Linked DNA regions of Mus musculus: all the other regions are linked to region 1. A link is a loop called in an ENCODE intact Hi-C map of the cell type or tissue named here. Cell type or tissue: heart. All regions are shown on one strand.

Evidence for each region. Peaks named below come from ENCODE experiments on the same cell type or tissue, not always from the same donor. Only the 100,000 strongest peaks of a DNase experiment are listed, where the experiment ranks them.
Region 2: it touches region 1 in a loop (2.3-fold over the local background); 6 of 42 quality-filtered maps call a loop at or near these places.
Region 3: a loop joins it to region 1, with 2.6 times the contacts of the local background. A loop is called at or near these places in 2 of 42 quality-filtered maps.
Region 4: a loop joins it to region 1, with 2.1 times the contacts of the local background. A loop is called at or near these places in 7 of 42 quality-filtered maps.
Region 5: a loop joins it to region 1, with 2.2 times the contacts of the local background. A loop is called at or near these places in 3 of 42 quality-filtered maps.
Region 6: it touches region 1 in a loop (11-fold over the local background); 13 of 42 quality-filtered maps call a loop at or near these places.

Annotation. Positions count from the first base shown.
Region 1 is chrX:100,737,041-100,742,040 of GRCm38, reverse strand. Gdpd2 (glycerophosphodiester phosphodiesterase domain containing 2) reads right to left here. Exons shown (of 16, transcript NM_023608.4): 13 at 4,429-4,576; 14 at 4,208-4,290; 15 at 3,899-3,924; 16 at 3,140-3,811. The coding sequence ends at 3,759. It overlaps Gm14902 (a long non-coding RNA gene), which reads right to left and starts at 1,046. Exons shown (of 3, transcript XR_387009.1): 1 at 842-1,046. In heart, a CTCF peak has its summit at 2,898 (motif pointing right); DNase peaks (open chromatin) are centred at 980 and 2,950; H3K4me3 peaks cover 1,914 bases; H3K27ac peaks cover 843 bases; H3K27me3 peaks cover 1,094 bases.
Region 2 is chrX:100,491,653-100,496,652 of GRCm38, reverse strand. It overlaps Igbp1 (immunoglobulin (CD79A) binding protein 1), which reads right to left and starts at 2,362. Exons shown (of 6, transcript NM_008784.3): 1 at 2,097-2,362; 2 at 1,455-1,748. The coding sequence starts at 2,287. It also overlaps a transcript of Awat2 not described here. In heart, a CTCF peak has its summit at 2,316 (motif pointing left); a DNase peak (open chromatin) is centred at 2,442; H3K4me3 peaks cover 2,128 bases; H3K27ac peaks cover 1,087 bases.
Region 3 is chrX:100,672,614-100,677,613 of GRCm38, reverse strand. Kif4 (kinesin family member 4) reads right to left here. Exons shown (of 30, transcript NM_008446.2): 10 at 195-327. The region is part of intron 2 of Gm52438 (a long non-coding RNA gene); the gene reads left to right. Among named protein-coding and RNA genes, the nearest start is that of Kif4, 49 kb to the right of the region's middle. In heart, no CTCF peak of the experiment used is centred here; no DNase peak of the experiment used is centred here.
Region 4 is chrX:100,502,910-100,507,909 of GRCm38, reverse strand. It overlaps Igbp1 (immunoglobulin (CD79A) binding protein 1), which reads right to left. Exons shown (of 6, transcript NM_008784.3): 3 at 4,720-4,915; 4 at 2,641-2,720; 5 at 1,858-1,970. Among named protein-coding and RNA genes, the nearest start is that of Igbp1, 11 kb to the right of the region's middle. In heart, no CTCF peak of the experiment used is centred here; no DNase peak of the experiment used is centred here.
Region 5 is chrX:100,522,882-100,527,881 of GRCm38, reverse strand. Dgat2l6 (diacylglycerol O-acyltransferase 2-like 6) reads right to left here and starts at 3,044. Exons shown (of 7, transcript NM_001114084.1): 1 at 2,875-3,044. The coding sequence starts at 2,959. In heart, no CTCF peak of the experiment used is centred here; no DNase peak of the experiment used is centred here; H3K27me3 peaks cover 737 bases.
Region 6 is chrX:100,619,391-100,624,390 of GRCm38, reverse strand. It overlaps Pdzd11 (PDZ domain containing 11), which reads left to right. Exons shown (of 7, transcript NM_001356384.1): 5 at 431-529; 6 at 748-808; 7 at 964-1,520. The coding sequence ends at 998. Among named protein-coding and RNA genes, the nearest start is that of Pdzd11, 4.0 kb to the left of the region's middle. In heart, a CTCF peak has its summit at 2,845 (motif pointing left); no DNase peak of the experiment used is centred here.

The DNA of each region.
Region 1 (5,000 bases):
TTTTTCTCTCTCCTTCCACCGCCTCTCCAGAGCCATGGACAAACAAACTAAGATAGGCCGGCACTGTTCGCTGCTGTCTCATAATCTGAGCTCATTCTTGAAAATAGAGGTTCAGCAGGTGACCTCAGGCCTTGGCGTGTGTGGAGGGGCGATGTCTTTTGGCTACACATTGCGGAAGGCAGAAGTTTCTCATTTTCAAGGGGTGAAGGATGAAGACTGCTGTTCTTAACCAAAGGGAATTCTAGAAAATTGAGAGTAGGTGGGAATAATTTTGGTGATTAGCCCAGTGAATTATAAAGATTTGCCCACCACTCTCAACATGCGCCTGGGGAAACTCCTACTTTAGCCCATTACAGTAAAGACTCAATGGGAATGACAAAACCCACAGGATTATTCGCAGGTGGCTCTTGAGTCAGGTTTCTCTGTAGAGTGAAAAATCAGCCATCAAGTCTGCAGACCCCTTTGAGGAGGGACAGAGTTGACGAAGAGCAGAAGAGATACAAAGAATGGGAGGAGGGTAGACAGGGGACTTGGAATCGTCTTGGCTCTGTGCCATCTTTACTAGGGTCATGCTGAAGCGCCCTATCTTCATGAGGTCTCCAGGGACCAGAAATCCTCAGATTTCCCTTCTAGTAAGTTAGTAATCTGTGTAACCTGAGAGTAGGCCCAGGTCAAGGCCATGCATGACACAATAACTTCTCCACTGAGACTCACATCTGCCCTCTCAGCCAGTACATACAACAGAAGCTTCACTGTGGTCGAGCCCCCAACCCATGGCAAGTCTGGGGGAAAGCTGTACCTAGGACTGTGCTTTCCCTCGGGTGATACTAGGTTGAGGTACCTTGCAGCTGGAGAGCGTCTGTCCCAGTCACTGTCTCTGTCCTTTGCAGCTTTACAAAACAGGATGGCAGGGGAGGCTCCTTGTTCCCCATGTTTCCAAATTGAACTGGGTCGGGGCTGTGCCTTGGCTCTATTAATAGCCCCCTAACCCAGCCTGCTAGCCCCAAACCCAGATGCCAGGAACTGTGAGTCAGCAGCTAAAAATAACGAGCAATTGTACCCAAAACCCAACGAGCAGTTCCCCTTGGCCTTCTGCCCTCAAATTTTGGTCAGTCTTAGTCTCCAGTCCTGGGCTTCATAGATGTTCAGTGCCTACAGCTGTCTGGTCCTCCTAGGAAGGAGAGTTTGCGGTGGCCAGCTCAGAATTCAGTACACAAAGCTAGAAGCTAGGAGCACGGTCTGAATTGGTGATGGAGCTCTGGGAATCTGGACGCTGGAGTTAGAGAACTGCAGCCAGAACTATGTGGCTGGAGGTTGATGGGATATGAAGGGGATGGGAGGGAAGGAGGGGAGGGGGAGGGGTGAGAGGGGGAGGGGAGGGGTGAGAGGGGGAGGGGGCAGGGTGAGAGGGGGAGGGGAGGGGCGGGGGAGGAAGAGGGATGAGAGGAGAGGAAGAGGGAGGAGAGGGGGAGGTGAAGGGAAGGGGAGGGAAGGAGGGGAAGGGAAGGGATGAGAAGGGGAGGGGAGGGGGAGGTAAGAGGAGGGGAGGGATAAGGGGAGGAAGAGGGAGGATAAGGGGAGGGAAAGGGGAGGGGAGGGATAAGAGGGAGAGGGGAGGGAAGGAGGGAAGAGGGAGGGATGGGGAGGGGAGGGGAGGGAGTGGGGAGGGGAAGGGGAAGGGGAGGGGAGGGGAGGGAAGGGGGAAGGGAAGGGAAAAGGGAAGAGAAGGAAAAAGGGAAGGGAAGGAAAAAGGAAAGGAAAGGAAAGGAAAGGAAAGGAAAGGAAAGGAAAAAGGAAAGGAAGAAGCTGCAGGGCCGAGAGCCTGGGCAACTGACAAGGGCAGAAAACAAGTGTATGAGGTGGGAAGCAAGTAGATACCCAAGTGTATGCCAAGCATATGTCAGGTACAGCTCGCCCTACCTGACAGGCTGCGGGCTCAGAGAGCTGAGGTCCATAGTCGGCTAGACTGAGGAGCGGGATCAGGAAGAGGGAAAGGTAATAAGGGAATGCAGTTTGAAACACAGTGCGATCCTCTCAGTTTAAGGCAACATGGATCTTCAAACAGCAGCCACAGCGTTGGCTTGCGGCGTCCCTCCAGCCCTGCTATGCCTGCCTAGGTCAGGTGTGTCGGCATGGAGTGAAGAGGACGGTGATGAAAGAAAGAGGTGTGTGTGTGTGTGTGTGTGTGTGTGTGTGTGTGTGTGTGTGAGAGAGAGAGAGAGAGAGAGAGAGAGAGAGAGAGAGAGAGAGAGACTATGAGAGTGAGGGGCAACAAGGAAAGAATGAGTGTGTGTGTATGTGTGTGTGTGGTGCGCGCGCCACCGCTGCAAATTCAAACTCGCCTCCATCCACAGGAGACCTTAAGCGTTCAGAGGCATACTGGGAACTGTAGTTCCCATGGCTGCCAGTAACCAAGGGGTGGGGGGCCAGAGAGGTAGGGTCTTGTTCTGAGATGCTAGGGCTGCTCCGAGTCCTGTTCTGACTGGCCGGAGAGAAGGAATCGAGGAGCTTTCCCTGTCCTGACTAAAATCTTAATTTGACTGGCATTTGAGTCTAGGCAGGAACCAGGATGAACGGCAGTGTAATGGAGGATTGCAGGGTCAGCCACGGAACCCCTACTTGTCCCAGTTTTTGTCTTCTCACTCCCTTTTTACCTGCCTCACCATCACCCTGGCCATTTCAGCTTTTAGCTTTACAAGCAGCAACATATTGAGGAATTTGCTCAAGGAGAAACCTAGCTAGAACCAGACCCTACGCCCATCCCAGAAAAAAAAAAAAAAGAGTAGAAATCAGATCTAGCTCTCAGAGTCTGAAGTCAAGGACGCAAGTTCCCGAACCCACAAGGAAAAGTGGTGGCATTCATCAGTATGTCACCATATCCAGGGGTTCAGACCACTCAGGGCTAATGACCACGAGGTGGAGCTACAACGCAACCCCTGCTCGAGGCTTCTGGGCCACCGGGAACGCGGCAGTCGCCACTCCTCTCCAGCCTGCCTAGGAGAAAGGGGGGTGGTGTTAGTCCTTCCATCTCCCGCCCGCCCGCAAATCTCCTCATGATGACCTCTCAATGTCATTTTACATCCAGTTCCAGATGGAAAAAGCATTCTTCCAACTCCGGCACAGAAATGATTAGACTGTGACCAAATGACAAATTAAAAATTCATTGAATAACAGATTAACAGGCAAGATACAGGAACCATTCATTGCTCACAACAAAAACCTACCATAGACACAATATTATATTGCTAAATGAGCTTTTTCACTCCCAGCCTGTAGGCAGAAAAGAAGATGAAGTGTGAGGGTGAGAAGAGAAGGCATGGAGTGTGGACTGTCTTCAGCATCTTAAGAGTTCTTCCGGAAAGGCCATTGTGGCCAAATTTCCTTCAGTCATCATTCTGAGCTATCCCACCCTGACACACCCTGCTTCTTCTATCCAAGTACATGTGCACACAAGCCTAATGCATTATCTTGGCAATCTCTCTCACTTCCTTGCTTTAATTTCATTTTGGGAGTAACTTCTTGTCAGTCACTGTCTTTCCGACTAATTCATGTCAAACACCAAAGGCAGCAAATTCCATGGCAGCTTGAGACATGCCCACCATCTGGACAGAGGGCCCTCTGAGTTCAAAATCTTCTGTTAGCAATGCTCCCTCCTCCAAACATTTGATTCTAGGACATTCCACTTCAGCTCCTGTCCTTCCCTTTGAACAGTGCACACAGGCCTTAGACAGCAGCTGGTGGCGGCCTGGGCCCGGCATTCACTCAGAGGCGAAATTGTTGATCTTGGTCAGTAGCACTGCTGTTTCTAAGCCTAGAGAAGTAAGAGACGGGTCATACAGGGAGTGAAGCCAGGGGAAATGAGGAGAAAATAAGAAAGGAAGGGCAAGGGCATTCTTACCTGTTCTGTTTCTCTTAGCACATCCCCTAGAGAGGGGGGGGGGAGAGAAAGAGAGAGAGAGAAAGAGAGAGAGAGAGATTGAGACTTTCTTTTTTTCTGTTGCAAGTTCCACCAACTTGTTACAAGACTCTCCAACCCAGGGTTCCCCAAAACTGCTTTCGCCAGGGTCAAGACATTTTATAGAGATAAGGAAAACTCGAAATTTGCAATGACAAAATCTTAATCCCGGGCAGTGCACTCCAGTCAGACTCAACCTTTTTTACTTGGGGCCCGGGAAAGTGCCCAGGAGACCAAGGCAAAAGCACTCACCCTCGGAGGAGGAAGATACTCAAAAGCAGCAGAATGGAGGCACAGTCGGTGATCACCCAAATCATTAAGTATTTTTGAGGGGGCTATGGAAATGGAAAAGTCCCTTCAGTGGCCAGAACTCCCAAGAGTAGCATATGGGGTAAATAAATATGGAGGGGTACAGGTTTAAGAGGAAATAAGAGATTGGACATGAGGGGCAGGGACAGTTCTAGAGTCCTTACAAGAAGCCAGAGGGGGTTCTGCATCTGTTGCAGCAGCTGGCAGGCATTGGTGGTGACAGAATCCACCCCTGCACACCAGAGCAGGGAGAAGAGCCAGGGCTTGTTCACTACAAACAGGTTCACTGAGATATTATCCTGGTGCAGGGCCCTGTGGAAGTGGGGGGAAATGGAGGAACATACAGAATTTGCCCAGCTCACGTCTGAGACTCTGCCCTGGACCCATTCTCTTTTATGCAGATCTCTGCAATGTAGAATAATGCTAAAGCCGTTCTCATGGCCTACAGAGCGCTAACAAGCTTGATCCCTGTCTAGCTTCCCAGCTTCCCCTTCCTTGTTGTTTGCTTGCTATTCTGCCTTTGCCTCTTCTGTTTTAGCCATCGTTAGCTCCTTGGAATCAATCGTCTGGTGTTTAGCTCAGTTGGCAGTGCTTTCTAATGTGGCTCCTTACACTAAACCCCAATCACTACTGTACCATGTTTTCATAGTATCACTACCCAGCATAAATGTAGTTTAGGTAATTTATTGTCTATAACTCTTGCTAGTTCCTAAATTCCATGAAAGTCAGGACCTTT
Region 2 (5,000 bases), 250 kb after region 1:
TCAGAATTTCATACATACTGTGTACAGTGTTTTGGTCATATTTACCTGCAACTTCTTCCAGATCAAACCAAGCCTTCCCATCTCCTTGTCATTTTGTTTCTTTATAACCCAATCTGTGCTGTCTATCTACTCATGGGTGCTGGGCCAATGTATGCTTCCTAATCATATTAAATAGTTACCACTGTTATTTAATTTCACCTAAGACTGAACCTGAGGCTTAGATAGATTAAATATCTTCCTTACTCAAAGTCCAATGCTTTATAAGGAAAGCTGAAACTCAAACCCAGAGCCCTGCTTCTGCCATCTTACTTTTAGCTAGATATATAACTACACTTGACCTTGACTGAGCTGTGCTAAGAGTTTATGTATTTCTCCGATAATCCTTCATAAAAATACTCTGTGAAGGAGGACTTGCTATCTCCATTTTACACCTTGGGGAAATAAGTAACCTACCCTCAAATCACAGAGTACCTAACGATGGACCTGGGATTTGAACATCTTCTTAAGCTTGCTGTTCTGATGTGAACCCTACAGCACTCTCCCTCCTTATTCCTTCTGCCTTCTTCCACCTTTTGGCTCCAGCCTTATTTTATTGCTTGGGAGGGGGCACTGTTCTCCGCCCATACAGCTCCCTCCCAGCTGTTTATTTAAGGCCTCTGTGGCTTTACCAACGCTATTGCTCTGACGGGCGAATGCCATCCTCTCCTCTTCCCCAGCCTCACACTCCTAGTCCCCTTAAGCACCCCCTTTCCTGAGAAGCCTAGTCTTCCCACAGGTCCCCTCTCTGCCTGTGGGTGCCCCTGACTGCTTCCACCGTACTCCACACCTCTCCCTTCACAACATTTTATACTGCCATGCTGTTTCTACGCTACTTTTCCCCACAGAGCACAAAGATCACCCACATTCATACAAACACCCAATCAGTTCGTATCCCCAGTGCCTAACTTTGTTCTTAAGACACTGGGCATTCACGGAATTTTCTAAGGTTAAATCAAGGTTAACATGATGCTGTACCAGGGCTATGATTAATTCAGGATGCTAGACATCCCAGCCTGTATGCATTCTGAACAGAATTGCTCAGTAAATAGTTCAAGATATTGTGTACTTTTGAAATATTTACCCCATACAAACAGCATTATGCAGTGACATGGAAAAGGTTGTGGTATACTTTGATCAACCTAATGGTTAGAATAACACTGCTACTAGTGATGACCCTAAGGTGTGTGTTGAGGGGCTGGGGGGGTGGTCCTGAAGTTTTAGCACAACCCCCTCAACAATGGCACAAAGGCTTGTTAAGATTCAGGAAAGTTTGCTTTCACCAGGGTCTATGTTCATTAAGAACCAAGAAAATAAAATACACTATTCTGTAGTACACACACACACACACACACACACACACCACACAAACACATGCACCCCCAACTACAGCCCTCAAATTACAGCCATTGACCCACCTCTCTATTTTAGCCTGTCTTTGAGATGCCATAGCAACGAGATTTGGATAGGCCATGGAGGAGCTAGCAGTATTATTTTCAGCTGAGTTAGTCTTGGTTTGGGGTAGCTGAAACTCTGCCACATGATAGCAATGACACTGAGTTAAGAAATGTACGAAGTGTTCTCGAGCCCGCTGCAAATGATCTAGACGCTTGCTGGGGTTGACTTGTTTCATGGTGAGGGCTCCTTGCAACGCTGGCACCATCAGGTACTTCAGGTCGGTGGAAGCAATCTCTTCCAGATCTTCATTTCGGCTGCAAAGAGCAAAGAGGAGGCCGTGAAGCCTGGTTGAGCATTAAGCCGTGGCCCCTGCTTCTAGGGAAGAATAGGGCTGGGAGAGAGTGGTGCAAAGACATTGGCCAGATTAAAAAGAAAGTGGCTGAGCTTGCATACCCAAGGACCAGGCAGTCAGCCGTACACGAGGGAGCATTGTTCTGGGATATTAAGCATCTCAGAAGAAAAGTGGAGAATGGAAAGAATGTACACGGGTGAACAAGTAGGAACCGCGCGGTTTTAGCCTTAAAGGTCCTTTCCACCCAAGTGCAATGGCTCTGCCCTTGCTAGCCATTCCTTCTCTGCGGTTCCTGCCCTCTCCCCCGTACCTGAACAAATCAAGCTGCGATAACATTCCAGCAGCCTTCTCAAGGAGTTCTAGTCCTTTGGACACCTTATCCTGGATTGTTCGGGAGCCGGTGGGTTCAGTTGCTACTTCCACGTCCTCCAGAAGTTTTTTGCTTGTTTCAAAGAGCTCCGGAAGCCGCGGCAGCAGTAACTCGTCTTCAGACGCTGCCATCTTGTGGAAAGAAAGAAACCCGGAAGAATTTCTACCGAAGTCAAAGGTAAACTCCATAAAGACGAGCCCTAAAGCTCTCACGACACAGGAAGCAGTAGTGCATTGGCCAGCGACTTGTTACCAAAGCTTCCCAAATGACTTCTGGGAATCGCAGTTTTCTGGCCCTGGCAACCGTTTCCAGGGACTCATTTTCAGCCAGCCGCTTGTTTTAAAGTCGTCTGTGCTGTTTTACTAAAGATGGGCTCCACGTGGCCAGAAGTGGACTTGCAAGTTCCTAGTACTCTGAGGCACAGGAGTGGCGGGGCTGATTTCCAAACTCCAGCCAGCGTGAGTAGGCGAACGTGTTCCATGCTTGGAGAACCACGAGCCTGCTATGCCAGAGAAGTCAAGTCGTTCCCCCAAGGAAAGTCCTGCTAGTCAGCGGCCACTCTCTCGGTTTCCGGGTCTGCTTACCCTAGAGGACGTGAAGTTGTAAGTCGCGCTCTCGATCAATGCCCACCCACCGCGCCACAACCTTCTGTCCCCTATACACTCGAACACCCTTTGAGCCAGCACCCTGTGAAACCTTTCTCTTTGATCAGGAACATTTGAAAACTTGCAACTCCTATCTACCAACAGCCGGCTGCCTTCCTTTCTTGGAACTTTCTTTCCAGGTCACACTTCTATGCAGTCTTTGGTTCTCTCCCCATATACTGTGCCTTTCACCTCGCCGTTCGGATTTCTTCTGTGCACGCATACAGCACGGACCACACTGCATTAATAGCTAGTGTTTTATAAAATCTCCCTTCCAGAATGATTATGAGCCATCTTAGCACCTCCTCTGGCTATCCTTCATACTGAAGTTACCCAGAGTCATGATATATAAATAGAAAAATAAAGCGATCTCTTTGGAAATCAGCTCAGCTTTGCAGATACTAGATGGCTGGCTACCTAGTGCTCAGGTGTGCTTATCTTAAATTTAGATGTGTTGTAAAAGTAAATTACAGGTCAGATTTTGATTATATAATCAAAACATGTAAAAATATCTCAACGCTTTGACTATATGTTGAATGATAATATTTTTGAGACAGGGTCTTTTGTAATCCAGTCTGGCTTTGAAGCGCGATGGCCTTTACCTTCCAATCCCATGTGCAGGGATTACAAGAGCGTGTCACCACATTTGGTTCCTAGGGATTGAACTCAGGGCTTTGTGCATTCTACACAAGCGCTCTACCAGTTGAACCACACACACCCAATAATAGTATTTTAGTATATTCAGTTATGCGTTCTTAAATTTTCTTTGTTTTTAAAAATAGATGCCAACTATTTTTTTTGTTATTATTTTTTTGTTGTTGTTTTGAAACAAGTTCTCAAACTTGCTATGTAGGTAAGGATGATATTGAACTTGAGATCCATGGTTTCTACCTCCTGAGTGATGGTTACACCTGCAAAGTAGTACAGTCATACACGTGGTTTATGCTGGGGATTGAACATAGAGCCAGCCTTGTGCTACCTACACAGAACTCTACCAACTGAGTTACATTCCTGGTCCAATCTGCAAGAAAAGTTGAAGCAAACGTATTTAAAATGTATTATTAGTTATTGGATTGTGCCTGGGTTGTATGCGTATTTGGGCACACATGCCATGGCACACATGTTGAGGTTAGGGAACAGCCCTATAGAGTCAGTTCTCTCTTTTCATCTTTATGTGGACTCTAGGAATCGAATTTAGGTTACCAGGTTTGTGCATCAAGTGCCTGTACTTGCCATCTGGCTTGTACTGGCTGGTTTTGTGTGTCAACTTGACACTAGTTGGAGTTATCACGGAGAAAGGAGCTTCAGGTGAGGAAATGCCTCCATGAGATCCAGCTGTAAGGCATTTTCTCAATTAGTGATCAAGGGGGAAAGGCCCCTTGTGGGTGGTGCCATCTCTGGGCTGGTAGTCTTGGCTCTATAAGAGAGCAGGCTGAGCAAGCCAGGGGAAGGAAGCCAGTAAGGAACATCCCTCCATGGCCTCTGCATCAGCTCCTGCTTCCTGACTTGCTCGAGTTCCAGTCCTGACTTCCTTGGTGATGAACAGCAATGTGGGAAGTGTAAACCAAATAAACCCTTTCCTCCCCAACTTGCTTCTTGGTCTTGATGTTTGTGCAGGAATAGAAACCTTGATTAGGAAATGGCTGGTTAGAAACTTTAAAGTTACATTTATGGCTGACAAGATCCTGTCATACTGCATTAATGTAAAATATAATTCCAGGGCTTTTGAGGAAAGGATACCATTGCTTTGGACAAATAGTTATGAATACATATTGAGTCACTTCAGGCACTCTCTGAGTTGTCGTGGAGATTTAAATTAAGTAGAAGGTACATTGCATGCCCCCTGAAAATAAGGATTTTAAGCCAAATATGGCTGGGAAGTTTTGTTTTTTTTTTCTCACATAAACAACTAGAGGGCAATATAGGACAACGTTGTACTGCATCGGAGAAAGGCCAAAGCACTCCATGATTAGATGTTTAGGAGGGTTTTAATTTTTTCATTTTTATTTATTGGGGGGTGGCATATACGTTATGGTGTGTGTGTGTGCGCACACGCATGCGTGTACACAGGTCAGGGCAATTGGGGGTGTTATTTTTCTTTCTACCATGTGGGTTCTGGGAATTAAAAAAACAAAAAAAACCAAACAAACAAAAAAAAAAAAAACAAGCACCTTTACCCATTGAGTCACCACACTGGACT
Region 3 (5,000 bases), 64 kb after region 1:
CAGGGATTTGCTTCTTTCCTTTGGGAAATTTTATGACATCTATTTCAAAATGGGATTAGTGTAGATTAGTTGAGGTGATATGTAGGTATTCATTATTCTATGCTGCACAAATGTCCTCTATAATATTATGTTAATATTTTAGAGACTGGAACCAATAGGTGTTCAAAGTGTTGGGGTCTCAATTTGGGCCTCACCAGAATGATCCTCTCCAGCATCTGGGCTGTTTGACCAGCTGCCTCACTCAGACCACGACTTAATTTTTCATTCTCTTCCACCAGAGACTGATTCTTCTCCATCAGGGACTGAAGATTTTCTGATGGTTCCACACTAAAACAAAGGAAGCACAAATTTTAATAAAAAATACATCTGATGGCCTTCTTGGGGTAAAACTACATTCCAGAAGGCAGGGGAAAGAGTCCAAGCCTGATTGTCTTCCCAGGCATATAGTATTTGAACGGATGAATCAGAAAAACACGAAAATACTTAATGATTTGGAAGAAGTAATAATTCAGAACCAGATAAGGCAGTAATAAGCACAAATAACTTTTGTCATGGCTCATAGTTTAGGATTTTTCTACTCACATCACAAAGTTTAAACATGAAGGCTGCCCATTCTCCATTCTTCCCACCCTTGGTCCCTCACTACAAATTAAAGGGGCTGTGGAGATAACGACTCAGTGAGTAAGATGCTTGCTCCACATGAGGACACGAGTTTGGATTCCCAGCGCTGAGTGTGCCTGTAATTCCAGTGCTGAGAGGCAGCGAAAGGTTGAACCAGGATCTCAGTGACTAGCCAGCCTAGCCAAGCAAAGAATTCCAGGTGCAGTCACAAAAATAAGATTGACAGGAGCTAGAGAGAGGGCTCAGTGGTTAAGCGAGGTTGCTGCTCTTGCAGAGGACAACAGTGTAGACCCAGAATCTCCATAAGGCAACTCACGGCCAATCATCTTTAAGTCCAGTTCCAGGGAATCCAATTCCCTCCTCTGGCTTCCAGGGCACCAGCACTCACATGTACAAACACAATTACACATAATTAACAAGAATAAAATTAAACTGTGAAAAAATAAGGTGGAATGCTTATAGAGGAAGGCACCTGATGTCAACTGTCAACCTCTGGTTTTCACACACACATGCATGCCTGTTTGCACCTGAATACACATGCTTGTATGTGTACACACACACACACACACACACACACACACACACACACACACACACACACGAAGTAGCGTTCAGGGAGCAGCTGTTCAGAATCTCAATAAGCAGATATGTGACTCCAGGAATATAACATATGTCCTCTCACCCAGTTTTAGACCTTTATCAATTCTCAGAGATCTTAAATTTCTTAGTTTGTTCTTCATGAAAACGTTAATAGCAAGGCCACATGATAAAGTTTCATGCCACACTGTTAAAACTTTGCCAAGACACTTAGGAAAGAATGCTTAATTCAAAGAATAGTTTTAAAACAAATTATTAACATATGCAGTATTACTTTGGAATGCTGTTTTTTCATTCCCTTATCATTAAACCGAAAACTGCCGTGTCACATAAGCCAAGAAGTTTCAAATTAATGATACTTTTAACTCAATATTTTTATCCTAAAATATTTCTCTAAGTGGAGAAATCATACTTAAGTGAACTGTTCATTTTTTTCCAAGAAAAATTTACTACTTATGAGAAGACTCTTCACTGCAATTTCAAGTTAATGTTGTAATATTTAAAGACTACTGAAATATGTGAACAGTTCTATAGCACTGTGTGCTAGGCTCGATAGTAAATGATTTATGTATATTAAGCATTTCATTCTCACAACAGCCCCACTAAGCAGGTAGTTTAGTGATTCTCATTTTGAGGTTGAGGATACTGATATGTAAAGGATATGTGAGGATACTGATATGTCAAATGAGCCACGGTCAGAGAACTAGGGGATGATGGGAAAGGTGGGATTTCAAGTCAGCAGTCCAGTTTCAGCGGCCATGTCCTAAGTACTATGCCAACCTCAACACAGGCATACAGGCGTGCAGAGAACACTGGGCATACAAGCACTCAGAGTAGTAAGGGAAAATGAGTTCTCCCTAAGTCTGGAAGGAAAGCAGCACTGAATGAGAACATGACCTAGGACATCCATATGATGGGGAAGGGCTTAAAAGCAAAAAGCAGAAAGTAGAATTTGGACAAAGAATAGGCAAAAAAGAAAACACACATACAAAACCCAAAAGACCAGTGTTTCCTATTACACATGCTATTATTTAGTTGCCAATGTTAGGAATTCACATTTGCTAGGCAGGTATAAGCAGACACAGAAATAAGTACAAAGATTCCAATAACAGAGAACCTGAATCAAAAAACAAAAATACAATCCAAGTATAAAAGATAAAAGCACTCATATATGCCAAATGTACTTTTTGTAAACAGCCTTATTACATGTCTAACTATAAATATATGTTTTTGAGGAGAGCATTTTTATTAAATATTAAATAATGAATTGCTTGATTCATTGTTTCTTATAGTCTATTACTAAATAAATTTCACTACATGTATCTACCTACCTACCCATCCACCTACATATTTGTGTATCATGGGTGTGTGTGTTGTGTGGGGGGGAACACACAGACATGCCATGGTACATATGTGGAAGTCACAGGACAACTTACAGGCACAGGTGTTTCTTTCCATCACACTGGTTCCAGGGAGCAAATTGAGGTGGTCAAGCTTGGCAACAAGAGCCTTTACCAGCTGAGCCATCTCAACAGCCTCATTCCATTACTTTTAAAGCTGATGTTCGTGTGTGTGTGTGTGTATGTGCATGTGCTATATTCGGGGGAATTAGGAAAGGGGGCTGAGGCAAGGTCTTGTTATTTGTAGTATTGGTAGGACTTATGATTCTCCTGCTTCTGTCTATAGGTATGTACCACCACATCCAGACTCAAAGGACCTGTTTTATAGTATAGTCTACAGAAGGCTAGAATGCTTTCTGTTAGTCTCATTTTCACTAGAGTTGTCACACATTTAACAGGCTTGTGCTAAATGGAAATAAGAAGTCAATTGCTTTAAAATGAGTATAAGGGAAGGCCTCTAAGGAGTCCTTCAATAAACGCTAGCTTTCTAGACTTTATCTAAGTCATAAAATATTATTGGGAAACCCAGACTACAATAACCAAAGAAGAGAAATTTGTAGTAGCTTCAGGGAGATGAAATTATGGCAACCTTAAGTTTTATTCTTCACTCTTTTAATGTGCCACAACAGGTAACACATTATTTTTAAAGTGAAAATAATAATTCTTTTAAAAAAAGATATTTAAAAGTAAGCCCAGATCATATTCATTCATATATATATATATATATATCCCCTACAAACAGAAAATTGAACTGCAAAACATGAGTACTATAAGAAAAAGTGTTTAAGATATTTTACTTTTTATGGGTATGTGTATATAAGTGCCTGTGTGTCTGGGAATGTGACTGTAGGTGCCTGCAGAGGCCAGCAGAGGGCATTTGATTGTCTAGAGTTACAGGTGCTCAGTGGGGGTGCCAGTCTTCCCAAAGAGCAGGATGTGCTCCTTTTGGTTTTTGCTTTGTTTTGTTTTTTGTTTTTTTGTTGTTTCGAGACAGGGTTTCTCTGTAGCCCTGGCTGTCCTGGAACTCACTCTGTAGACCAGGTTGGCCTCGAACTCAGAAATCCGCCTGCCTTTGCTTCCCAAGTGCTGGGATTAAAGGCGTGCGCCACCACTGCCTGGCCATATGTGCTCTTAATCTGTGAGCCATCTGTTCTGTCCCAGTGTTAATTTTAACAAAATCTCAAACATTCAATTTTACCAATAAGATGCAGGAGTCAGATGTTAGGGTGAAAGCAAACAAACAAAAACCCACAACCTATGACAACAAAATAAAAGCCTACATACATGAGAAGAAAATATTTGTAGCACATACCACAAAGGGTAAATAACATAATATTCAAAGATTTAAAAAATGTGGATCCAAATTAGGGCTTACTACAGTTTAAGAAGTATTAAAATAAGTGTTAGTGAGACTATGAAGACAGTTGAAGCTTTGTTCACTGCTGGTAAGAATGTAGAAATGGTATAATGCCTATAAACAGTTTGGTAGTTTAGTTACAAAATTAAAAGCAGAATTAACACATGATTTAGCTATTCCAATCCTAGGTATACAGTCAAGGAGATTGAAAGCAAGGGTATAAACAGATAATGTACACTCATGTGCATAGCAGTATTATTTACAATACTCAAAAGATGGAAACAACCCAGTTTTTGCCAATAGGTGAAAGGATATGTCAAATTCTGTATATAAATACAGTGGAATATTCTTCAGTCTGTTGTCCCTGATCTGGCCCGGTGACAAGTACTTTCTGGCCGGGAGGCACTGCTATTTGAGCTTATCAGTTGTCAGAAGTACAGGAAAGGGACCAGGGTTAAGTGGATTAGAAATGGATGAGCCAAGTGCTACAGCAAGAACAAATAGAGTTGACTTCCCTCCCTCCCTAGGCTGGATCAAGGCTTGGAGACTGGGAAGAATGCTAGTAAACTTTACTCCCACTCGTAAACTGCAGGAAAGGTAGTAGTACTGCCATCTGTTTCTGGTCTAAATTCTTCTGTCCTGTGTGGGATCTGAGAGTGGACTTTGAGGCTTATGGGAACATGGAGTTCTATGTGCATTTCTTGTGATAATTTGTTGTTGGGGGTCTTCTTATTCTCTGGGACAGGCTCTAGCATAGGGTCTGATGGTAGGCCTGGAGCTTGGCCAGTTAGAGGTTTAGCACTTTCTACTTCTGGGAGAGACGAGGTATTCTTTGCAGGTGAACTATGCTGTCGACTTATACCTCTGTTGGGGCACTACTGTGGCAAGCACAAAAATGTGTAATTTATCTTTATGTCTCCCTGACTTTCTATCCAATGCCACATCCTTGAGCTGTGCAGTATTCCCTGTTCCCTGTGAGATCATAATGGAGCAGCCTTCCTCAGAAACATCTTGAACTGCTAGAA
Region 4 (5,000 bases), 230 kb after region 1:
TCTTCATACCTTACTTGTCCCTCTAACTTTGGGTTCAAGGTGAAGATGAACAAGGCCATGGTGAGAAGCATGTGCTGGAACAAAGCTGTTCACTTCGTGGCAGCCAGGGACCCGAGAGGGAGCATGAGAGAAGGGGCCCTCAAGGACCTATTCCCTTCAATAAGGCTCCTACTTCCTAAGTGTCTATCCCTTACTAATAGCCCATCGAATTATTAGTGCACTGATAAAGTCAAAGAGTCCAGGGTCCATTCACTTCCCACATCCCTACCTGCTGCACTGGGGATGCTCTGACATGCAGAATCCAAAATATGGTACCAACTATGACTATCGGTTTGTCTATTTCTCCATTTAATTGTTTTGTCTTCTTGTAATGTGGGGCTTATTAACAGGCACTTCCAAAGTTCTGACTCATGTGTGCTCCTTGGCAACCACGCCTTTCTTAATATCACCATAGCTACTGGAAATATGGTACAGAGTTTTACATTTTTTCCCTTTTGATAATCAATATATATTTTTTATATTTTAAAATACACAATTTTCTATTGATAGTAAGCAGTTCTAGGAAGATTGTCAATTGTTGATTTTTTCATTTGAAGGCCTGTTCCATTAAATCAAAGGTGTTCTGGATTTGGCCGTTCACTGGATGAGAAGTGGCATCTCATCATTTTACTTTATATTATCCCATTATCCCAATGACATGATGTGGAGCATCTCATATCTTATTTAGTGAAGTGTCTAATTAAGATATTTTGGTCTATTTTATTTCATCTGTCTGTTCAATTTTCTTACTGATTCTTAAGAGAGTATTTGGATAGCAGTCCCTTATTGGATATATCTTTTAAATATTTAGTATTGTGTGTATGTGTGTGTGTACGTGTGTGTGCATGTGTTTGTGAAGGTCTCTCTCACTTCTCATGGCCTGGTTCAGGCTGCTGGTCATGTTTAGTCTACTACTCTCTCTCCCTGCTCGGACTATTCCAGGTGCCTCTGGCATCCTTTATATCTATCTACATATCTCCCTCTCTCTCTTATCTACAATACAAATCTTTTCCTCAACCATAATTTGGAGTGGTCATGTCCTCATTTCATTTAGTAGTGTGACAATTTCCCGGCCTTTCCCCAGAACTTTGATATACTCAGCTGTCTGGTTCCTACTGTTTCTAATGGGACATCAATAAGAATTCCCGTCTTTGCTGTCTGTGTACTTTATTTCCCTATACTTTCAAAATTTCCTGCATAAGGAGAATATATGTCTGTGTGCAGAGATCAGAGCTTGACACTGAATTGCTCTCTAACTTATACATTACAGTCTCTTAATTAACGAACATAGAATTTGCTAATTTGTCTAGCCTGGCTCAGCAGTGAGCTTCTGGGATCCTCCTGTCTTTGTCTCCCCAGCACTGGAATGACAGGGTACGCACCACCACACCTGCCTTTTTATAAAACAGAGAACTTCCAACATCAAGAGTCCTGCTCTCAAGGAATTTTAAGTTCCCTTCCCTCCTTCAAAGTGTGGCCTGCCCTCCAGTTTAATGCCTGCTTCTGGTCACTTTGTAGGACATGTAGGGAGTTGCTCTTTTATGAATATTTTGTTCTGTTTCTCTTTTTTGACTGTCCAGGGACCAGCATGATACAATCTTCTGTCATCGCCACAAGTGGGTTTTTGGTTTTGCTATCTGGCTTCTGTTTCCATGGCATAAATGGAAAGATCCAGAGATGACACTGCTCTGAAGCAGCTGCTGTCTGCTTTAATGGCAAGTGACACTGACAAGATGACCTCTGTCAGGTTTTTGCTCAGGTTTTTTAATTGTGTAGGCAAAAGAAACTTAGCAGTACAGACATCTCACCACTTCATACCTGATGCCGGCTTGGCTATTCCCCGGTCGGGTAATACTCCGTATTTTTGATGTTGTTCATACCAGTCACTCACCGTCATAGTTGCCAGGCTTGGATAACCAGTTCCAAATACTCTGCAAAAATCACATTTCATTTAGAGAACCAAACAAATGTAGCAATACTAGACAGCCTCTTTCCTCTAATGATAAGGCAGTCTCATTCACTGTTCTACATGGCAATCTTTGAGGACCTGTACAAACTTCTTCAGTAAGGCAGAAGAGGGGGCATCCCGAAGGCAGCACTAAAGCAAGAGGCCAGGGTCATCTCCCAATAACTAATCCCAAGGGTCAGCACTCTACCATGACAGTGTGAGTCGGCAATTAACGGTTGGTGGTTTTGAAATGTGGAGAATACTTTCCCGTGAGCCTGTGGAATAGCATCAAAACCTCAGAATTAAATCACAGGTAGGCAGATACGTCCTTCTGAGAACTGCTCACGAAGGCAAGAAGAGTGTCCATGATGGGGGGGGGGGAGGGGGGACCCGTGTAAAGCGTGAAATCCTGTATTTGATTCACTGATTTCTTTCTGTGTTATCTGCTTATTTTCAAGTTTGATGGGAAGGGAATTTCTGAGGACAGACATGGAGAAAGTATCAGGAAAGCTTTAGTCTCTCTGCTGAAAGAGCACCATTCCTAGCTTAAGCCATGACTTTGCAAAAATGTCTATTTTGCATTTTACTCAAGCATTGCATGGAACCATTGAAACTGAGGCTGTGGAGGCAGGTCAGCCTGTAGTACTACCTACTTGGCTTGTGCCTTGTTCCGAGTGAGGATGAAGGGTTTCATTGGAGGCTTCTCTGGAAGAGATGAGTGACAAGCTGTTTCCTAAGAAGAAAATTAATTTTAGAGGTACATTTGTCAGTTTACCCATTTTTATCGCCCAGGCTTTCAAGTCTCCTGGTGTGGAAAAGGCTCTGGGTTCAAAAGTCCCTCCCTTTCTATTATCAGGGGTCAAGCTCCAGGCTTTCTGTTTACATTTATTTCTTGTTGGGAAGAGTTAGGTGTGAAGATCAGAGGACAGTTTGCAGGAGTCAGTTCTTGTTTTCCATCATGTGGTTTTTGGGGAACAGACTTGGGTTACCAGCCATTCTGATGGCACCTCTATTTATCAGTCTTGAGGGGTGTTAGGTATTTTGCTAAAATGAGAGAGAGAGAGAGAGAGGGAGAGAGAGAGAGAGAGAGAGAGAGAGAGAGGGAGAGAGGGAGAGAGGGAGAGAGAGAGAGAGAGAGAGAGAGAGAGAGAGAGAGAGAGAGAAAGAGAGAGAGAGAACAAACGAACGCTAGCTCTCAGGAAACTTCTTACCACAAAGAAAAACCTATTTGGTTTCAAAACTGCCCCATCTAAAGAAGGGACTTTTAAAGCTTCCTGCCACGTTCCACATAACCCCTTGAGCTGAATCTGAAGCACTTTCCTTCAGCCCAGCCTTCTGCAGAAAAGAATTAAGAGCTTTCTCCCCAAAGTTCTTTCCAATGTAATCATGCTGTTAATTTTCAAGAACCTCTAGGGTATTTTAGAAATTGATGTCTGTCCATAAAGGGAGGGAGGACAGACCAGTGGTTTTTATAGAAAGCTATCTAGGTGTGCTGGAACAAAGTATGGTTAAACAGGAAGTGCTCGATTCATTTTCACAGCATCACTTCCAGAGCCCATCTCAGTACCACATAGCAAAGCAAAACTACTTACACCTAGCAAAGCAGGGACAGGAAAGGACTCAGAAGAGTCTAACCTCAAAAATGCCAGAAAACCATTCATCTGGGAAAAGTGTTCAAGGGGCCTTATGACCATAGAATAGTAAAAGTTCATTCTTTGGTCCTTTAACACGAAGGACCAGGTTGCCATTTTCCTCAGATAAGAGCTCCCAGGCTCATGAGGACAAGCCAAATGAAAAGGCAGTCCTGCCAAGGACTCAGATCAATTAGTGTGGTAGTTGATCAAGTCAATTCATGTTGGGTCCTGGACCAAAGAGCAAGTGGCTACAGAGCATATACTCTTTTGAAGCAGCTCTAGAATAGAGTTAGGCTGTTCAAAGACATTCAAAAGCTTTTAGACAAGATTCTTTTTAAAAAGTAGTCTTCTGGGCATTCTGTATACAAAGATGCCCCGACTTCAGTGTCTCCTACCCAGGTGATCAACTGGTCTATGAGTGTGCAATTGGGTAAGGCTAAGTTCTAAGTCGTTTCCCAGCCCAGACTTACTCCCTGCTCATTTGCCTCATCTTCCTTGTCTGTTTGTCTGTCTGTCTCTCTCTCTTCCTACAGTTCTGCTTTTCTTACCAATTTTAATCTTTTTCTTTCCCTTTTCTACAATTAAGTAGATTATAAAGGCCCTCTTTCCCCTCTCTGAGAAACCAATTCAGATTTTAAGGAAAAAGCATTTCCTTGACACCATCCAGTCCCAACTAAGTGCCTTAGATTAGAAAGTAGCAGGGAAGGTTGCTGAAATGAATCAGAAAATGATTCTGGCAAACCATCAGCCTTTCTCCACTTACCCTAACGTGAGCAATGCTTTTATGGAGGTTGACAAAGCTTTAGTATTTGCAGTGCTAATGATTAGGGGCTCTATCCCTGCTCGACAAGTTCTCCATCAATGAGCTACTTTTCCAGTGAGTTCTTTTCCAGCGTTTCATAATTTTTGTTTAGAGCTCTTTGGTTTTTGTATCTCAGACAGACCTTATACTTGTGATCCTTCTGCCTTAGCCTCCTGAGCAGCTGGAATTGTCACCACTACAAGCAGCTAGGGATTTTCATCCGATTTCTTTCCTGCAGAATGTTCAAACTTCGGGTGGCAGCTTCCCATTGCTATGTGGTCAAGGACAAGGCTTACCTCTCTTGGAGAGTCTTTTTCTTTCAGGATCTTTATTTCCTGGTCAATGCTCTCAAGCTCTTCTAAGCTGACAGCAATCCACCTCCGAAGGTGAAGGAGGTGATATTCCCGAACGCGCTCATCATCTGCTTGACCACTTTCCACAGCAGATTTCAGTGCAGACAACCTATGCTCCACCTCCTTCTTCTGCTTGTATCTGTTCCACAGAAAAGCATTACCCATGAACGTAACAATACAGAGTTCTTCCAAAGAAGGCTATAGTAAGGTCTGCCTTTGCAGAT
Region 5 (5,000 bases), 210 kb after region 1:
AAAAAAAAAAAAAAAAAAACCCAGAGGCTAAGATTATTGGTGCTGATGTAGAGAAATCTGAACCCGTGTGCGCTGTTGTGAGAAATGTAAAATGGTGCAGCCACTGTGCAAATTGGGTTGGCAGGTCTTCAAAACGGTACAAAATAGGATTGTCACACAGCCCATAGAATCCCTCTCTTTGTATATCCTAAAGATTAAAAAGGAAGGTTTCAAAGAGGTTGTTAAACACTCATCCTGAAAACAGCATTATTCCTAATGGCCAAGAGGGATGTGTGCTCATTAACGGATGGATGAGTACACAGCTTTTCGTGTAATCATATCAGTGATATTTCATTTTTAAAAGGAAGGAACTTTTGACACATGATTCCAAATGAATACACTTGCATGACTTTATGAAATAAATAAATGATCTAGTGATAAAAGTGACTATGACACAACAGTCTAAAATAGAAAAGACTCATATGGACAGAAATTAGAATGGTGATTTCCAGAGCTGGGCAGCAAGCAGAGAGAAATTTAGGAATTTAGGGTTTGATGGGTACAGAGTTTCAGTTTAGGACAATGAAAAATTTTGGACATGGCTTAGAATACTATAGAATACAATGTGTTTCAAAGTGTCTAATGCAATGGCACTGATACTTAAAAGAAGGAATTTTGTTCTCTCTATATTTATCATAATAAAAAAACCTTTAACAAAGCAGACCAAAAAAACCCTCTATTTTTATGTGTTTTCACTGGTGACACAATGGTGCCATCATGTGTTCCTAGCATTCCCATTCCACTCCTCCAACTCTTCCAGGGTAGCTCACTGGGAGTCAGTGAGCTTTAGAAAGGAGGAGGAGAAGGATGTCCCTGCTTTCTCGATCTCTTACATAAGGTGTCACCTGATAGACTATCATAGTCCTGCTGGAAGACAGTGTCTATTGAAAGGGGGGAAAATGGATAAAGAAAAGGAAAGCCTGAGAATTATCTTCTGGGAGCAAAGTAAAACTGTTGTACAGAAAAATCACTGCCAGAGTAGCCAGAACAACATGAGCACGTGTGTTCAAGCCACACCAAGGAGACCTGCCAGAAAGTATCCACTTACATGCCTCTCCTCCGCATTTAATGGTGCTGGGGTTGAAGCCAGTGCTTTACACTGAGTCACAGCTAGTGTCTGCCTGCCTGCCTGCCTTCTTTCCTTCCTTCTTTCCTTCCTTCTTTCCTTCCTTCTTTCCTTCCTCCCTCCCTCCCTTCCTTCCTTCCTTCCTTCCTTCCTTCCTTCCTTCCTTCCTTCCTTCCTTCCTCCCTCCCTCCCTCCCTCCCTCCCTCCCTTCCTTCCTCCCTTCCTTCCTCCCTTCCTTCCTCCCTTCTTTCTTTCCTTCTTTCCTTTATTGCTGAGAAAGGGTCTCACCTTATAGATCAGGTTGGCCTGGATCTTAATAGTCACTTTGTAGCCCAGGCTGGCCTTGAACTCACAACACTCCTACCTAGGCCTCCTGAGTGATGGGTTTACAGATGTGAACTATCAGGACTGCCTAGTTTTACTTCCTTTTCTTTAAAAAGAGATTTATCTACTATCATCATTATTATTTGCGTATGTATGTAATGTGTGCTGTGTGAATGGGCACATGTGTCATATGCTGTGTGTAGAGTTTGGAAGACAACCTGAAGGACTCACTCATTGCCTTCAGCCATGGGCTCTGGGAATTGAAGTCAGGCTTGGTCAGTAAGAGCTTTAACCTGCTGAGAAAAATCTCACCAGGATCCACCTGCCTCTGCCTCCCAAGTGCTGCCTGTAATACCAGCACTTGGGAGGCAGAGGCAGGTGGATTTCTGAGTTCGAGGCCAGCCTGGTCTACAGAGTGAGTTCCAGGACAGCCAGGGCTATACAGAGAGACCCTGTCTCGGAAAAAAAAATGACATCGTTAAGGGCATCTATCCAGTACTCAACATACAAAAGTGGGTCTCTAAATTAAAGGGCAGCTATCTCATTCCTTGCATCCCTCATACGATATAGTAGCATACGTGTTTCTCACTCTATTCCTTATGAAGCTAGCTTTAACAGCAGTTCTAATAACTACTGGAATTTTGAAGTCATCTTCAGCTTAGGCAAGTTTTTGAGATGACTTTAATAAACAACTCCTCGAATGAATGAAATGCAAATCTCTGCCCTGTCTGCTACTGACAAAACCTCAGGTGCTGCCATCAACATCCAAAGCTTGTCACCTACATTCATAATCAAAGGAACAGCTGCAACACAACTAGAGAGGAATGACAAGAAAGCCACATTTCTGCCCACCAAAACTGAAAGTCCCCAAGCTGCCCCCTAATTCTTAGTCAACAAGCCTTGGGTTGATAACCTCTGCCCTAGCTGTGACTTGGTACCACCTAGGTCCTACACATCTTATCACCCAATATGGCACCATTTCTCCCCACTCAGTTTCTAAGCTTGCTTCTCTCTAGTTAGCTTCCCAGGAAAGCCTTGGCTTCTGGCTTCATTTGGGAGCCCGTTAATCCCAACACTGATCACTGAGTCTTCTGAACAATAGCTAGCTTTTCCTGAAAATTCTATTATCACTCATACAGCCCGCAGATTTTAACCGAAAATTTTTTATAACATTCTTATAGTAGGGAAATCACCTTAGATCTTTCTAATAACACTAGTCTATCAAGGAACCACCACTCTGGCCCATACTTAAACATGATTCTTTTCAGATAATTTGTAGAAAAGAACTCCTGATATTTACAGTAGAGCAGCTAGAACCTCACTCCGGCCCTAGGCATCCAGTCCACCCCTGGAGGGGTGGAGGGACCCAAGCAGCTGCTGGACCCTCACATGGGGTTGCCTGACCTCTTTCTAGATCTGTTCCTTGGTCCATGGGGTTTACTCACCTAAAAGTACATAAACTGGAATCCACTGTAAGATGGAGAGTGTTCGGAGGCCTTCCTGCAGATCTAGACAGGAGAAAGCGGCCATTGCTTCACTGTTGCAAGGAGCCCAACCAGAAGCTCCAAGCCGCTCAGATGGAGCGATGGCAGGCTCCTTGCTCTTATCTCTTCTCATTAGGGCTGCTTACCTGCTGAGCTTTTGTCAGGACTGACTGAACCTTTCCTCCAGTTTTCTGGCCCCACCCCAACTTCCTACACACATAAGGTTGCATATTAGACTATCTAATATGTGTCCTTTCTGTACATGCAGCTGTAATTTTGATGAGTCAGCAGAGGCTGTGGGTAGCTTTAGCTGTCGGGTGGTCTCTGACTAATTAGTGCAAGAGAAAAGAATGGCTTTGTTCACCTTACCTAGAAGTTCTGCAAAGCTGAATAGTACTTGCTTCAGAAATGAGAACGAGGTGCCACATTTGCTTCTGCTCCAGTGGCCACTCCAGCTCCTTCAGTGCAATAGAGTTCATGTTCAGCGTGCATATCTGGACTTCTCCAATTCCTCTTTGTGCCTCTGTTCCCAGGGCTTCTAGATCAGTACCAGACGCCATATGGCAAAGCAGGAAAAACACTGCTCGAAGCTCTAGCTCCACCACACTCTTCCCTCCCTGCAGTGACTATTCTCCCTTTGAAATTAATCCATTTCTCCTCCACTGTTTGAAAACTAATGTTGGAAGGCAGTATAGTGGGTCGGAACATAGACTTCAGAGCAGGACAATAGGAGTTTTGATCTAAGCCTTGACACGTGACTCCTCATGCTATGGTCTACCCACCTGTAAGATGGGGATAGTGAGAGTGCCTGCTTCAGGCTTATCTTGACGATTATATGAGTGAATGAGCATCACTTGCTCAGCACAAGGCTTGGTGTATATACTAGCCAACACAGAAGTGTTTCCTGCTATTATCATTCCCATCATTCAGTTTATGGCTATGGACCACCTATTTATTTCTGGTTATGGCTCATGCTTCTGTCTACCAGCCTTTGCAAAATTCAAGATCATACCAAGGTCCAGATCTCAGAATTTATTTTTTTCCAGTTATTATCTATTGAATGATACTGTTTGCAAATTACTGTTGTTATGGACTGATAATTCATTGGGGAAAATGACAGACATAATTTCTGACTTTAACAAGCTTAGGGTCTAACAGAAGAGATGGATTTTTTTTTCCTTTTCTCGTAGGGTTTCTCTGTTAGCCTTGCCTGTCTTAGGACTCCCTCCTTGACCATGCTGGCCTTTAACTCAGAGATCTACCTGCCTTTGCCTTCTGAGTTCTGGGATTAAAGGTATGTGTCACAACTGCCTAGCTGTGATTTAAAAAAATGTCTATATACTTAGACTTGGAAAAGATCAATATTCCGTACATAAGGCCTTGACTATTGAAGGGAAGTAAGCAGAGCTCTTCTTGCTGATCGGATAATGTGCCTCTTTATCGTTGAGCCTTGGGAAGCTTCCTACTAATCTCACGAGTGTTTTGTCAACTGGAGCCCTTGCTTTTCTTACTCCCGAGCTAGCTAGGGCTCTCAAGTTGCTTTTTGGAGCTTCATGGCCACCTGGAGGGAAGACCATGTCCATTGAGTATTTTCAGGGGGAGGAGACAGAGGTAAGGGAGGGAAGCCTAGCTCTTTCAGAAACAGTAGGTGGGGAGGGGCCTGTAGAGGCCAGGCCATGCAAGACCAGGCCCCAGGTGAGCTCTGAGGTTCTTACTGACCAGGTCGCTGTTCCTTTCCATTTTTAGATGTGTACCTAGAAAAAGTCCAGGGTCAAAAGGTCAGCCCCGAAAACATACATATGAGTAACATCATACAGATAGAGCAGGTTTTATTTAGGGAATATATATATATATATATATAAATAAATAACAACTGATAATGGAAAACGAGGCCATGGATTTGAAAGGCAGAAAGAGAGAGAAGAGGTATATGAGATTTGGAGGGAGGAAAGGGAGAAATGTTATAATCTCAAAAATAAAAGAAAAAGTTAAAATATGCTGGATCAAGCGATTATGGCTACACTTCCAAAGTCTTAGTCTTCTCATTGTGTAGAAGATATTAAGCAGACAGAGCTGGGTGTGTTGAC
Region 6 (5,000 bases), 120 kb after region 1:
CTTTGAGAACTGTACTTGGGGCCAGTATGCTGGGGCATGTGGGCATGTCAGTACTCTGAGAACTCGAGAGGCAGAAGGGGGAAGATTAGGAGTAGGTAACAATCTATAAAGTCAAGGCAGACAATGGTGACATAGGACCTTAGTCCCAGCACATGGGAGGCAGAGATAGGCAGATCTCTGTGAATCCAAGGCCAGTCTGGTCTACGGAGTGAGTTCCAGGGCAGCCAGGGCTACAAAAGAAAAACCCTGTCTTTAATTAAGAAAAAAAAAAAAGAATCTCAAAAAAACAAACTGAGAACCAAATTTCACTAGCAAGCCACTTAATCTCCCGGCGGTATCACCAAAAATAACACATTTGAAGAGCACTGAATTTGCCCTGCAGTCTCCTGATTTACTCCATCACAACTACATAATACCTCTTCACTAACAGGTGATTCCAGACTCGGATGCACATCGAGCAGGACTTCAAGAAGGGGACCAAGTTCTAGCTGTGAATGATGTGGATTTCCAAGATATTGAGCACAGCAAAGTAAGCATAGCACATGGACTATAGTCATGCACGAAGCCATCTCAGGTAGGACAGGTTGGACCCGAATAGCCTTATCTGTATGAAAGCATCTCTTCAAGGGAAATGTACCAGAAGAGAGCAGCTATCAGTGAGCTAGATGGGGCGCATTCCATTGCTGTATTATAGTTCTTTCCTGAGTAATAGCTCTTCATTTGTACAAGCTGCCGTGTTCCTTCCAGGCTGTGGAAATCCTGAAGACAGCCCGAGAAATCAGCATGCGTGTGCGCTTCTTTCCCTACAGTAAGGCACTTTCTTTTTTTCTTTTTCTTTTTTCTTTTTTTACTTATATGGCAGGGCTCTAGGTAAGTAGAAGTCTTTGAAATATGGATAATGGCAAGCCCCAGAAGTTGAGAACTCATCCTGAAAATCATGTGCTGTGTTCTTTCTTACCCCAGATTATCATCGCCAAAAGGAACGGACTGTGCACTAGAGACTTGCAGCCCACAGCCTTCCGTGTGGGATCTGCCAGGACAAGCTGGCTAGACCTCTGAGAAGTTGGAGAAGTCAGGAAATTGTACTCTCCACACCGTCCTGGTTTAGTGGATGGGGAGGATGGGGTGACGGCTTACCAGCTGTATTATGTACTGTACTGTACTAGGAGTTCCCTAGTTTGCTAGGTGAGTTTCATTCTGGAAAAGGAGAAAGATAGTGATGTCTAGATGCCTGTAGCCTGTGGGGAAAAGCCAACTAGAAAACAACTGGCGTTTATCAGGTACCTTAGATTGGTCACTTATACAGCTAATTTTATTCGTAGAAATCAGTAGAAAAAAAAAGTCTTGGGAACCTTCCATCTGATTTGCCTGGCCATGCCATCCAGTCCTTGTACATATATACCTTGGAGTCCCATACACTTAGGAAACTCCAAGGAGACACGTCCTGCTCATCCCCGCCCCCACCCAAAGTAAAAACACAATACTGAATAAACGTGGCTTGAGTGATACTACTGCTTGAATATAAAATGCCATTGAGGAAAACAAATACATCAATCAAACACTGGGAGAAACAGCAACGTCATACTTACTTTACATCTCTATCAGGCCAGAATACTTGGGAGCTTAAAAAACACTAGCCATCGAATACCCGAGGGAGCTGGGCAGTGGTGGCGCACGCCTTTAATCCCAAGGGAGGCAGAGGCAGGCGGATTTCTGAGTCTGGGCCAGCCTGGTCTACACAGAGCAACCCTGTCTCTCAATACTAAGGGATCCCTAGAGTCAAGGGCTCTGGGTAAAACTGCCCCTTCCCCAGGAGTGTTCGACTTGGTGCTGTAGGGGTTGGTGTTGATATATTTTTCCCACATTCTCTGATCTGGAACTTAAGCCAAGGAAGTGGCATAGATTATTCCTTTTCACAGATAGCAGTAGGAAAGTGGTTTCCCACTTGTAGTTAGTGGGAATTACCAACTTCCTCCTTTTTCTGACCCTACCCCCAAATAGCTTTCCTTTGTCCTAGTGACTGAACATTACATATCTTACACAGATCATGACGGTGTCGTCTCCATTGAATGACATTAAAATACCCAGTCATAATTGAAAGGTTTTTTTTCTCTGGAGGAGGTGCTGCTACAGTGAAAGCCCAACATTTGACTTAAAAAGAATCCTAGGGAGAGCAGAGCCATCGAGGGGACTCTCTGGGCTGAAAGGATGCCTTCTTCCAAGGCTGACAATCTGAGTTTGATCTCCAAGACCCACATGGTGGAAGGAGAGAACCGGCTCCCAAAGTTGTCTATTCTTCGCCTGCAGGGAGTGGCAAGCAAACACGTGCAAGAATCCTGGAGCTGGACAGAATCTCCTACCTTCCTCTGGAGAGTGATTCTTTTCATTTGAGAGAGAACCCAGGAATTTACCTTATTTATTTATTTACTTACTTACTTATTTGGGATTTTGGTTTTGGTTTTGCTTGGTTTTGTTTTGTTTTGTTTTGAAGCAGGTTTTCTCTGTGTAGCTTTGGCTGGTTTGGAACTCACTCTGTAGACCCTCTTGAACTCACAGAGATCATTTGCCTCTGCCTCCTGAGTACTGGGATCAAAAGTGTGAATCACCGCTCCCACCCCCACCCAGGCTGGAATCTACTCTTTTAAATAAGCAAGATAACATTTCAACTGGCTGAAATGTGGGAACTGGCTCTTCCCATGAGTCCTACCTCAGCTGTACTAAAGGCATGACTAGAGACTCAGTTCTATGACATTGTTGGTGCTGAACCTTCTGAGCAGAGCTGGAGGTAAAATTAGCTTAAGTCTTCCTAGGAATTCTATACTTCTATTTGCTCTGCTGACCCCCAGTGGCCATCAGGGAGAGAAAAGCTTGGCTATTTCCACAAAACTAATCGCTGTGTCTGCTGAACGTTAAAGTCCTATTTCCATAGTTATTAAGTTACCAGTTCTTTTTTTCCTGAGGTAGGTTCTTGGTACATACTTCAAGCTGGCCTTGGACTTGTGGTCTTCCTGCTTCAGCTTCTGAAGTTCAGAGGATACAGGTGCATATAGACCCCAGCTGTGGGTAGCAGGATTGATTTTATTTATTTTTATTTTTTTTTTTTGTATGTGAAGGTCCAAAGTTGACATTGGTCATCTTTCTTCACTTTTCATCTTATTTCTGAAGACTGGATCTCTCACTGAACCTGAATCTCTTATTTGGCCAGGTTGTCTGGCAAGGAGGCCTCAGGGTTCCTCCTCTCTCTACCTTCCCAGTGCTGGAATTACAGGTGTGAGCTACCACATTCACAATTCCTTTTTTTTTTTAATATAATCTCTGTTTTGTAGCTCTGCCTCTTCCTGGAACTTGCTAGGTAGACCAGGCTGGCCTTGATCTCAGATCCACTTGCTTCTGCTGGGATTAAAGGTGTGTGTCACCATGACAGGCACCCAGCATTTTAACTACACTATGGGATTCAAACTCATGTTCTCATGGTTGTGTAATGTTGACATCTCTGTAGCCTCCAGTTGAGATTTTTTTCCCTTATCATAATTTATTAATTCAGCAGTCATTCTTTTAGCAGCACTTAAAAGTTCTACACCCTATCTGAGGTCCAGGGAACATTGCAGAAAAAGTTCAGGGGTGGAAATAATAGAGCCAGAGGATAAGGAGGAAAACTACCTTTCATCTTCTCCATATGACATAGCCACTGTAGTCACAAACACACCAGGCTGCGGTTCCCTGCACAAGACCTTGGAGATTCATAATGCTGAGCTAGAAAGAGACCCACAGAAGTTTCTTGTAAAGATCTTGCTCTAGGAAAGCAGTTATCAACCTGTGGGTCAAGACCTGTTTGGGGAAGCCTTAACGACCTTTTCAACGGGGTCGCCTGAGACCATCTGCATATCAGATATTTACATTGTGATTCAAAACAGCAAAATTACAGTTATGAAGTAGCAACAAAAATAGTTTTATGGTTTGGGGTCACCACAACATGAGGAACTGTATTAAGGGGGTTGCAGCATTCAGATGAGGTTCACAGGTATTCATTCTTTTCATTTTACTAATATGGTTCTTGTTTTGAATAATAAAAATTCTTCAAGACCTAGTAGAGTGACACACTGAGTTGGATTTCAGATTAAATATTATTTAATAATTCAGGTGGCTTGCAGCCTAAGAAACTGGGAAAGGAGATCCAACAATTCCCGGTTAATAGCTTTTAAGACAATATGGGCCAATGACTTGGCTTAGTAAGCTAAGGTACTTAGTGCCAGGCCTGATGCCCTGAGCTAGATCCCCATGATAGGAAAACAGACTTCTGTAGGACATCCTCCCACACACAGCCACATGTATGCCATGGCACATGTGTTCATATACATGCTCACATAGTAAGTAAATAATAAACACAAAAAGCAACTTATCTGAGAAGTGTAGTCAATATGGTCAAAAGTTCCAGCCATGGAGACTGGAGAGATCCCTCAGCAGTTAAAAGCACTGATGGCTCTCCCAGAGAACACAGGTTCAATTCCCAGCACCTACATGGTGACTCAAAACCATCAGTAACTGCAGTTCTAGGGGATCTCTATGCAGACACCAGGTATGTATGTGGTGCACATACAGATAAGCAGGTACATACACCATTTTTCAAATTTATTTTGGGGATCATGATTATATCATTTCTTCCCCCCACCCTATTCTTCTAAACCTTTCCATATATCTCTCCTTGACCTCTTTCAAATTTGTGGCCTTTTCTATATTCTTTGATTAATTTCTTTCATCGATTGTTATTGTGTATATCTTTAGGGTACCTCATTCAATATGATCGTTTCTAGTTCCATCCATTTATCTGCAAAGTACTTGATTTTATTTTTCTTTACAGCTGACTAATACTATATAGCGTATATGTTTCAGTATCATTCCTCAGTTGAGAGTATTGAGGTTATCTCCATATCCTAGCTATTTTGAAATCAACAGCAATGAACGTGGTTGAGCGGGTATCTTCAGGGTAGGATGCCAGGTCC